2 separate regions of the Homo sapiens genome follow, and region 1 is linked to region 2. Evidence: chromatin loops called from intact Hi-C (ENCODE). Cell type or tissue: PC-3. All regions are shown on one strand.

Region 1 (5,000 bases), 900 kb after region 2:
CCAGGTCTGGGGCAATAATTCTAAATCACAGTGCCAAATCTGTTATTAGTTAACTTGTTTTCCAAGCTACTTTTTTATGAGTCTTCATTTTTTGATCTGTCAAATGGGCATGAGTATGTATGTCTTAACTATCCCACTAGAATATATAAACTCTGCAAGTATAGGGATGTTAGTGTATTTTGCTCACTAAAATATTCCAAAGCAGCCAGAACAATGTTGGCACATAGTAGGCAATTAATATGTATTAAATTCATAAATGAATAAATAGGCTTGCTACATGCATTAAGTTTATATTATGCATGAAAAGATCTAAAAGTTAAAATGTTCTGGCCAGGCGCAGTGGCTCATGCCTGTAATCCCAGCACTTTGGGAAGCTGAGGCCGATGGATCATCTGAGGTCAGGAGTTTGAGACCAGCCTGGCCAACATGGTGAAACCCCATCTCTACTAAAAATACAAAAATTAGTAAGGTGTGGTGGCACGCACCTGTAATCCTAGCTACTCAGGAGGCTGAGGCAGAAGAATAGCTTGAACCTGGGTAGCGGAGGTTGCAGTGAGCTGAGATTGCGCCATTGCACTCCAGCCTGGGTGACAGAGCAAGACTCTGTCAAAAAAAAAAAAAAAAAAATTAAATGTTCTGTAATGGAGAGAGTTTGCAGTAGAGAGGAAGAGGTGTGCTGAGGAAGTTAGAAGATGAAGTGTCTGGCCTCAGCACTGCTGACTCACTGTATGGTCTATCCTTAACTGTAAAGTAAGGGAGATAATTTCTAAAGTCTCTTTCACTCTAAAATTCTGAACTTATATTTTTATGACAGGAAATGCAGTGATAATGTGTGTTTCTAAGTCCCATGTAATAGAGGCAAACCCTCTGGTACATACTATACCTACTTTTTGTTCTCAGGCTTTCTTAGGGTCTATGACTAATTTGAACTCCTTCCTTTGTACACAGACTGAACTTGAGCCACACCCTTGAAACCAGTTGAAATGGAACCCATTCTCAAGTGTTTGGGCTGGAACCATGGAAAGAGAGCAGATGCAATGGTCAGACTTTCTCTCATGTGTATTCTTCTCCAGACTTGGTACAAAATTGAAAAGGAAGTTTCATGTGCAGAAAACTACCAGGAATGAAAAGTAGTGGGTTTGGATGACTTTCCCAGAGTGGTGGGAATTTGGAATTCTTATAATGCAAATCAATACTAAGTCCGTTTAGAATCAGACAAACAAAGTGATGATTATTTTACGTTTTTGGGCCCAGAGCAAATCTGCTTCCAGCTAGTCTAGTACCTATTAACATTTATAAAGTTCTTTCTAGTAAAGGACAAGTCTTTGGGGAATAGCTCATGCCTAGCTATTTCGTGCCTTTTCACACTTGGCATAAAACAGATCTACAAATCCAGGTTTTGATGTGGAAATTCTTCCTTGTTATAAGAATTCTGATTCTTGAAATCCTCCCTTTCCCACCCCACTCTCATCTCCTAAAACTACCTGGTGGTGAAAGAAGTCAGTGGGGAATCATTTCTTAAGCATTATGATTGGCCTGCAAGAAAAATCTACTCTGCTGGTTTTATGACCCAGATGGAGGCTCAGACCCTCTCTACCAGGGATGGCAATTCTCATTGACTCCAGACATGCATGCGCTGTCTATCCAGGGCATGTTGTGGGTATCTTCAGTACCTCTCTTCTCCGGGTTTCTAATAACTTTAACTGTTCAATTTCCGCTCCCTTTGCTATCCTATAAAAAATGCAACCCCTTAAAGTGAGGAAGCTGCCTCAGCCAGGAATCACTCAGCTCACACGTACCAATATGTTGCCTACGGAGTTCAATGAGAAGTATGTTTCTTACTCCTTGGATGAATAGCTAGACCTAAAAATCCTATTGGCCCCAAAATATCATGGTATCTTTTGGAATATAAACTCTTTAAGCAATCCTGATATGATTTCTTGATAGTGACCACTTCCTTGTCCAGAGGAGTGTGTATATGGCAGCAATTGTACTAGGTTCTGGGATATAAAGGTAAATGCCACATGAATTTGCCCTCAGAAACTTCACATTCCAGATGGAGAAACAGATAGGTAAACAACCACCTGCAACACAGTGTGAGCTATAGAGATGATAGATAGATATTAGATAGATAATAGAGATAGATATAGATAGGTAGATGATAGAAAGAAAGAATGGACAGGCACATTGTTTAGGGGAAGATTTGTTTCATGTAGGGGTTCCTGGGTGGTTGGTTCACAAAGGGTCATATCTGATCTGGGCTTTGAAGAGTAGGAAGGAAATAATATTCCTGGCAGAAAGAGAACAATGTGAGCAAAAGCAACTTGGGTGCGGTAAAGTAATGGTGAGTAATGTGGTAAAGTATGGTATCTTCTGCATGGCTGGAAGATACCGTATTTTAGGTGGAGTGGTTGGAAATAAACTGGAAAACTTGGACCAGTTCTCCAAGCTCCCACCTGGGCTGACTCTCTAATAGAAGGTCAACTTTTGGCAGCTCAGCAGCTACCCCTACTGGCAAGGCAGAGTTGGTATCATGAATTTTGAATAGGGTCTTGCCTGTCTTGGGAGCAGCATTTCTTCAAAACATGTACTATGCGTTAGCACTTCCAGCTCTAACCTTCATCCTCACCCCGCCATTAAGCTATTCTATGAAAAAGGGATACGAGGGCTAACGATGCATTTGTGATATAGTGCTGCTAATCAGCATAAGGCTATATTCAGCAATACAGGAAATGTCTTTGGGACCCCTGTAGAAGTAGTTGAGGCTACTCAATAGTTTTGTTTGAGGCTACTCAACTGTTTATATTTTCAATAGGTTTCAGTTCCCGAAAGATTATAGCAGTGTGGCCTCCATCAGCTTGTCTCCATCTTATTGATAAATTCATGAAGGTTTTAATACCAGTTACATGCCAGACATGACCAGAAACTTATCCCCATCAAGAGGGAGAATTTCCATCTTCGGAGCTGAAGAAGAGATGAGTGTAACACTTCTAATTTTTTTTCCAACACTCTATCAATTAGCTTTCCCCATATTTTCCAAAAGAAAACTTTACTTTTCTCCTCCACAGAAATTTTGGATTTCTAAGGTGAAGGAACTCCTCCTGATTCTTCAAGTTTAAGGGTGGCCACAAGAAATAAATATATGCAGTGTTTTCCCTGGGGCTTAAGTGAAAAATCTAAGGGATGGGATGAAAGGGACTGAGTAGGGAAACATGAGATTCTTTCAGAGCTTTCAGTCTACTGAAAAGTCCTCGTTTGACCTAAACTCTAATTTTCTAGGAAGTATGGGAGTCCCAGGTTACTTCATTTCCAAGGTACAGGAGATTTCTTTCTAGTTTTGATGATCTACTTGCCCTTCAAAATAAAAGGGGATATTTACAGGAGTCATTACTCTCTGTGACATCCTCAGGAATGATGTCCACCCTTAGCCCAAGCTCGAGAAGAATTAGAGGATGGGACAAAATAACATTCACTTGAGAACAGGTTTTTAGTTATTCCTAGTATCAGGACAAATGCCAAGCAATCTTTCTCACCATCTATGAATGATGCAGCAGGCCCGCCAAAGTCAAACTCTGGGATCCCTCAAGTCACTAAGTCATAACTCAAATCCACATGTTATGGAAGCAAAGACTACTCTTGGTGGCTGTTCTGGTCTAGTAAGACAGTTCTAGTATTGCTCTTGTGAGTAATAAAGGCCAGGTGTCAACAGCTCCAACAGCAATAGTAGAAGCTAAGAGGGGGACAGCAGGGACATAGGTGTCATCCGTTCCAAATTATAGTCTGTGTACAGAGAAAGTGCACAGCCTGGAGAGGACAAGGAGAGAAGAATTTGGCTTATTATCGAAACCAGACATTTTAGTCATAACTGCTCCCTGTTCTCTGACCTTTCTCCCTGTGGCTGGAGTTTGGATTCTAGTCCTAGCTTAAGTCCTTTTCTGTGTAAATCAAGAAAATAGAACTCATTCTAGGTGTTTCAAATAAAAAAAAGGGTACAATAAAGGGAAATGTGCTTAGCAAACTGTTAGAAGGGCTAAAAAAGCAAAGATTGAGAGAGGGTCCACTAACATTCCTGCCTCTTTGGCAAAACAACCGGAAAATGCTGCCACACCGTAGGGCAAAAGACCAGGAAACTGGATGAAAGGCTAGAGTGCAGTGGCGCGATCTCAGCTCACCGCCACCTTCGCCTCCCAGGTTCAAGTGATTCTCCTGCGTCAGCCTCCCTAGTAGCTGGGATTACAGGCATGCGCCACCACATCCGGCTAATTTTGTATTTTTAGTAGAGATTGGGTTTCACAATGTTGGCCAGGCTGGTCTCAAACTCCTGACCTCAGGTGATCCACCCGCCTCGGCTTCCCAAAGTGTGGGGATCATAGGTGGGAGGCACCGTGCCTGGCCAGCCTTCACATCTTGTTCAAAGATTTGTTAATGTTAAATGGTAACAAAAGTCTGTGAGTGAGAGAGTGTAGTAGAATGTATTTCTAACTGTATTTCTTCCATTCCCTATGATATAAGAGAGATTATAGAACAGGGTGGAGTGGGAGCTAAATGACAACAGTCGACATACAGGAAACACTCCTCTGGGGTGTTTACCTTCTGGGTTGAACTGCATGTTCACAGTTGGCTGGTATCTTGGCCTGTGCTGGGTTTCTACACACACTGAGGGAGCCGGTGAGATTGCTTTGTTTCCTGTGATCAAGAGCAGGCTTAGCATGTCAAAAAACGTTATCTTTGTATTGCCATCAAGCAGCATCATGTAGTCTTGCCTTGGCTTCACAATTCAAAAGTTAACATTTTTCCTACATAGTTTTTCTCTCTCCCTTTCCCCATCACAATTACTTCAACAAAATCAAATGGGCATCTTCTCATCCAAAAATACTGTTGAGCACTTTCCTCCTCCTTACTAGAGGCCTCAAATTCATGTCAAAAACCAGACAGCATTAAAGAATAAAAGGATTGAAAGGACACAAGGTAAATAGGAAGAGCTGGGTAAAAGCATATTG
Region 2 (5,000 bases):
TGACTTGTTTTTAAAAACTCCATTTGGCTATGATAATTTGATGAAACATCTTCATCTACTGATGATTTCAGCCTCCATGAAAAACCATGCCTGTAATGTGATGATCTATTACCCATTAACTATGAGAATGTTTTGTGGTAGTTTTATAACCATCTGCTGAGTGTGAGTGTTTAACTACAATATTATATTTCACCCACAAACAAAACTATAACAGTCGCTGGCTGCTAAATGGTTTCTGATGTGTGTTTTGTAAGGTGCAACAAAGAAAGAGTTAAAAATAGCCTTTAGGACAACTTAGCAGTATTTTTATGCCATAGTTGTGTATATAATCGTGAATCATTTGCTGTTTCTCAAAAGAGAAAACAGGTATTTCTTAAGCAACTTTAAAGAAAAAATTGGCTCTGTTCCAAGGTAGTATTTCTTAGCCAAATAAATATAGTATTTAAGTGTGCTTTTAAAAATTCAGTCTTCATTTCTATTTATGTATGAATTTCAAATTATTGAATTTAAGACAAGTTTCAAAATGAGCAAAAAGTCTGAAGACAATTTTCAGAAACACATCGGTAAAATGTTGATCTGAAGAATACAATGCAGCCTTATCTTCGGTATAATGTTCTACACAATTTGCCTTAGGAGATTCATAATAGATTTTCATTTTGATGCCAAGGTTCCGACATGTCTAAAGTAATTTCATTTAAGGATTTTCTCCTCTAATAATAATAGACCACAAGCACGTATAAAACAGTTGCCTTTTTGTACACCCTCGGGAATTTACAAGGAAGCACCATAAACCTGACTGTAAATATTAGATACTGCTATTTTTATTGTTAGTGTAAAAATTTGCCTTAATTCCTTCTCCAGAGTCAAACGCATCTCAGTTCTCGAACTTTATAGTTTTCCCATTCTGAACACTGAGTCTGCAGTTTAAAGATCACCCAACTATGGTGTTATACACATTAGTGAACTGCTAGGTCCAACAGATTATTAAGATCATGTTACTCTATCACTCTTCCAAGTTTTCAGTCACACGACATAGTGATATTTCTCTGGTGTGCTTGGATGTATGATTATTTCAAAGTTGAAGTTATCATTAAAAGAATCACCAAGTGAGAATGCCAAAATACAAGTTTTCAGTCTACAATGCAAATATTTGACTCCAGATTAAAGAACTGTTAGCAATAACTCCAAGAAAAAAAAGGTTCCACACCTAAAATTCATTTTGGAATCAAGCGCTCTAGCGTTCCTGAACTGTATCAATACTAACATTGGAGTCGTGCCACTGCAAAGTTGTTGCTACTTTATTATATAATACGCTTTTATTATGTAATGTGTTCCTATTTTATATGCTTAAAATTATGTCATTCATAATAAAATTAGATGTACGGCTTTTGCTTTTTCACACGCAAACCGCCACCCACATTCAGTATGTATACAAGCGCGCAGGCCATACGTCCCCAGGACCGCTCAGCTTCCTCCGAGTTTCAGAAGCTTCCCGGGTCCTGACAGTAACCACCACCCCCCAACTTTTTTTCTTTTCCACTAGAGGCAGAGGATCTTTCCCTAGAAGAGATTCTGTGAAACGCTCCCTCTTATGGAAACACACATAAAGTCTCTCTCTTGCCTGTCTCCCGTTGAAGATCAACCAGTTCTCCTGCCAGGTTTGAGGACCCGGGCTCAGGCCCCGGCAGGTATCCGGGATGGTCCCTCTCCCTAACCCGGGCAAGGAGCATCGGTGACCGCTGCAAGCCCTCGGCAGCATCCCAGCTTGGCAGCCCCTCCCCCTGGCCTCCCCAACCCGGCGCCCTGGGGAGGATGGGGCACTTACAGGCGGCGGCTGAGACCCTCCACCGAGCGCCCGCAGGAGGGCACCGCGTAGCTCAGCAGGAACACCGCGACGCTCCACTGCTGAACCAGTCTCCGCTGCATCGTCTCCGCTCGCGCTCGGGACCTGCAACAGAAGGGAATGGGACCCGAGTGTCAGTCTGGACTCTCCATCTCCCCGCACTACTCCGCTCCCCCTTTTTAGCCCGCTCTCAAAAAGCCTCTTCAACATCAAGGGCATCTCCCAAGTTGAAAAGAAAAAAAATTTCTCTGGAGCCTCTCAGCACTTACTTATTTAGCAACCGGCTACTCCAACTGTGCTTTCTCCAAACCACACAGCCAGAAAGAGCAAAAAGGGAAAAAAGAAACAAATCAGAGGCGCTTCCTCTGAAATAATAGCGAAAATAAAATGGTTTTATATATGCATCAATGATAAGTAGTGTGTTTACACGTCTCCCATAGCAATGTCTAATTAATCTGGCCAGCAGTTCTCCTGGGTTCGTGGAACAGGGCTAACCGCCTCCTAAAAGAAGAAAGTTTCCCCCTCTGAAGTCAGCTTCTTTGCGAACCAGGCCCTTTCGTTCCAGAGCCACTTGTAGCGAAACCCACATATATATACATAGCTGTCTGTCTACCTCCTCTGGTGGGCTGGTTGCTTCCGGAAAGTTGATTCCACACACCCTGAGAACAAGTTTCAAGTGCGTGTGTCGTCGATCAGGAGGGCCAGGTGGCGGCGAGGGCGGGTCGTTAGTGGCAGCCGGAGCGGCAGGGAGGCGGCAGCCCCGCTTCACGGGCGGGGAGACATGCTGGCCGGGCGGCGCAGGTTGGAGGCGAGTTGAAAACCGAGCGGAGGAATGTTCACACGCTCCGAGGCAAACCTGCCGGAGAAGTGAGCTAGTCGCAAAGAGGTGGCGCCCTAGGAACGCGCGCGGGGCGAGCGAGGGCGCAGGCGGGCTGGCGGGCGGGCGCGCGGGGGGCGGGGGCGGCGACGGGCGGCCCGAACGGGCCCCGCGCCGCCCGAGCGAGTGGAGGGGAGCCCCGAGCCGGGAATGAGCGGCGAGCGGCGGAGCTCCCCCCTCCCGCGCTGCCGACCCCGGAGCTGTCAGGAGCTCTGCCGAGCCCCACCCCGGAGCCCGGGCCCTGTCGCGCCATCCCCGTGCCGGGGGCGTGGGCGCATCCGCTTGCTCCCTCCAGGCCCGGCCGGCTCCTGCCGGCGCGGCGGATCCGGGAGCCGAGATCCCCGAGGGCGTGCGGACTGCCCCGGGCAGCCGGCGGTCCCCGGCGCGCCGAGCTGGACGAGCGGGCGCCAAGACCACCAGGGGCGGACCGACGAGGAGGAGGCCAAGGAGCTGGGCCGGGGACCGCGGGCAACCGGGAGCCTGCGCGGAGAGGACGCGGGCTGTTGGCCTGTGAATTTAAGGAGCCCGAAGCTCGCCTGGCAGCTCGGGGCGATGCATGAGAACCTTCCTCCCTGGCCCATTCCCGGGATGAACTGAGTGGGGAGCATCGGCTAGAGAGAGGGAGATCTTTTGCTTAGAAGAACAAAAACAGTTCCAGATTTCATATCTAAATTGCACTTTTTGCTGTTTCAGAACTGCTGGGAGACATCTGGAGCCGGTCCCAAAAAACCCGCGCACAGGAGAGATCCCCCTTTTGAATTGCAGAGGGGGACCGACACTCCTGGAGCACGCACACGGCCCTTTTCACTCATGGTCGGGAGTCTAACCCATCCTTTCTCTGATACCCTACCTGCTTGTCCCCTCCCCCTCAAAAGTCCCAGGTTACAGATTCTTGGAAGACTGTATCCGAGTCGCTGCAGCCAGCGGACAGATGCAGTGGAACTATGGTTATGTGCTGCTCTGCCTGGGAGAAGCGACGGGAAAGCCGAGGTTCTTTCCAAAGCTAATGGGCGGGGAAGAAAGACTGCTCGGAATTACTGGGTAGTATCATCTAGGAAAGGATTGCAGCGGGAGTGGATACCCTCCCCAGGGCTCCTCTAACTTTTTGAAAAGAGCGCGAGTGGACTGGGAACCATTCAAGGGATATTTGTCTTCTAGGCAATCCTGCTGGTAGGGTTCATTAGTTTCTAGAAGGCTAGTGTGATTTAGATTCTTGAGATGATTCAAGGAATGTGGCCTTTATCAAGCCCGACTTTCCGGGTGATGCTCCACATATTTTACCCAGGGTGGGAGAAATAGCACGCTGTCACCGAGACCCTCGCTCATCGGGGCTCCCACTGGTTCACTGCAGCTAGCTAGCAGTTAAAGTTTACTGCTTAGGTTGGGTGGGGGGGCATATTTTCTTAGAAGCTCCTGCCTTCCTCAGTTCATTACTGTAAACCCCGTACCTTAAAAGACTCGGCTTCTTCTCACTAACAAAGAAAAAAAGCAAAACAAAACCAAAACACACACACGCACACACACACACTCTCTCTCTGGGAATTTCCACAACTTCCCTTGAATGTGTAAGGATTTCTAAATGTTAGACTTGTTTGGATAGTATGAAAGGACAAAGTATCAGCACTCAGAAATGTCAACCTTTGAACCTCGAACACTTTCTGATTTATAAAAAGAATCCTTCCAAAAAGATGCAGGAGCCCTAATGTAATCGTTAGATCTGAAGGGGGAAATCTGTAAAAAAAAAAAAAAAAAAAAAAAAAAAGTCAATCACAAATGAGCCATTTAATACTTGCAAGTTGTTTAACATTGAAATGATAATATTTGCTTCCACAATAAAAAGTCCAAGGTACCTAGCCAAGTTTCAAACTATCCAGGCTTTAAAAAGTCAACCCTTCTCCCAATAGAAGGTTAAAACAAAAATCAGATTGAAATTATCAAATCACTTATGTTGTAAATAAATTCACTTTACTTTCAGAACATTATAAATTAAGGACTGGCATCAATAGACTGCTTTGATTTATGTTGCTTTTTCTACTAATTAAACAAAATTAACCCCCCACTCCTTCCCTCCTTTCTTTTTCCCCACACACTTTTCTGGTGTTAATGGCAAAACATCTATCAAATATTTTTAGAATTTCCTCTCCTCCACAAAAAGAGAAAATATAGACACAGGAAAAATAAATAGTCTTTATATACTCGGAATACCAAAGTTCCCTCCTAATTTATTACTTCACCTTTTCCTTGATTTACAATCTTCTCTCTGCTCTTCTGGCTGAAAGA

What was found. Hi-C counts contacts between places; a loop is a spot of excess contacts. Peaks named below come from ENCODE experiments on the same cell type or tissue, not always from the same donor. Only the 100,000 strongest peaks of a DNase experiment are listed, where the experiment ranks them.
Region 1: it touches region 2 in a loop (8-fold over the local background); 20 of 110 quality-filtered maps call a loop at or near these places.

The regions. Positions count from the first base shown.
Region 1 is chr12:28,870,362-28,875,361 of GRCh38, forward strand. No RefSeq gene overlaps it. Among named protein-coding and RNA genes, the nearest start is that of FAR2, 280 kb to the right of the region's middle. In PC-3, no CTCF peak of the experiment used is centred here; DNase peaks (open chromatin) are centred at 860 and 2,460; H3K27ac peaks cover 2,881 bases.
Region 2 is chr12:27,967,569-27,972,568 of GRCh38, forward strand. PTHLH (parathyroid hormone like hormone) reads right to left here. Exons shown (of 6, transcript NM_198965.2): 1 at 4,955-5,000; 2 at 4,359-4,451; 3 at 2,457-2,699; 4 at 1,826-1,948. The coding sequence starts at 1,926. Among named protein-coding and RNA genes, the nearest start is that of PTHLH, 2.7 kb to the right of the region's middle. RefSeq lists enhancers at 1,314-1,824, 1,825-2,334. In PC-3, no CTCF peak of the experiment used is centred here; DNase peaks (open chromatin) are centred at 163, 1,543, 2,653, 3,623 and 3 weaker places; H3K4me3 peaks cover 5,000 bases; H3K27ac peaks cover 5,000 bases.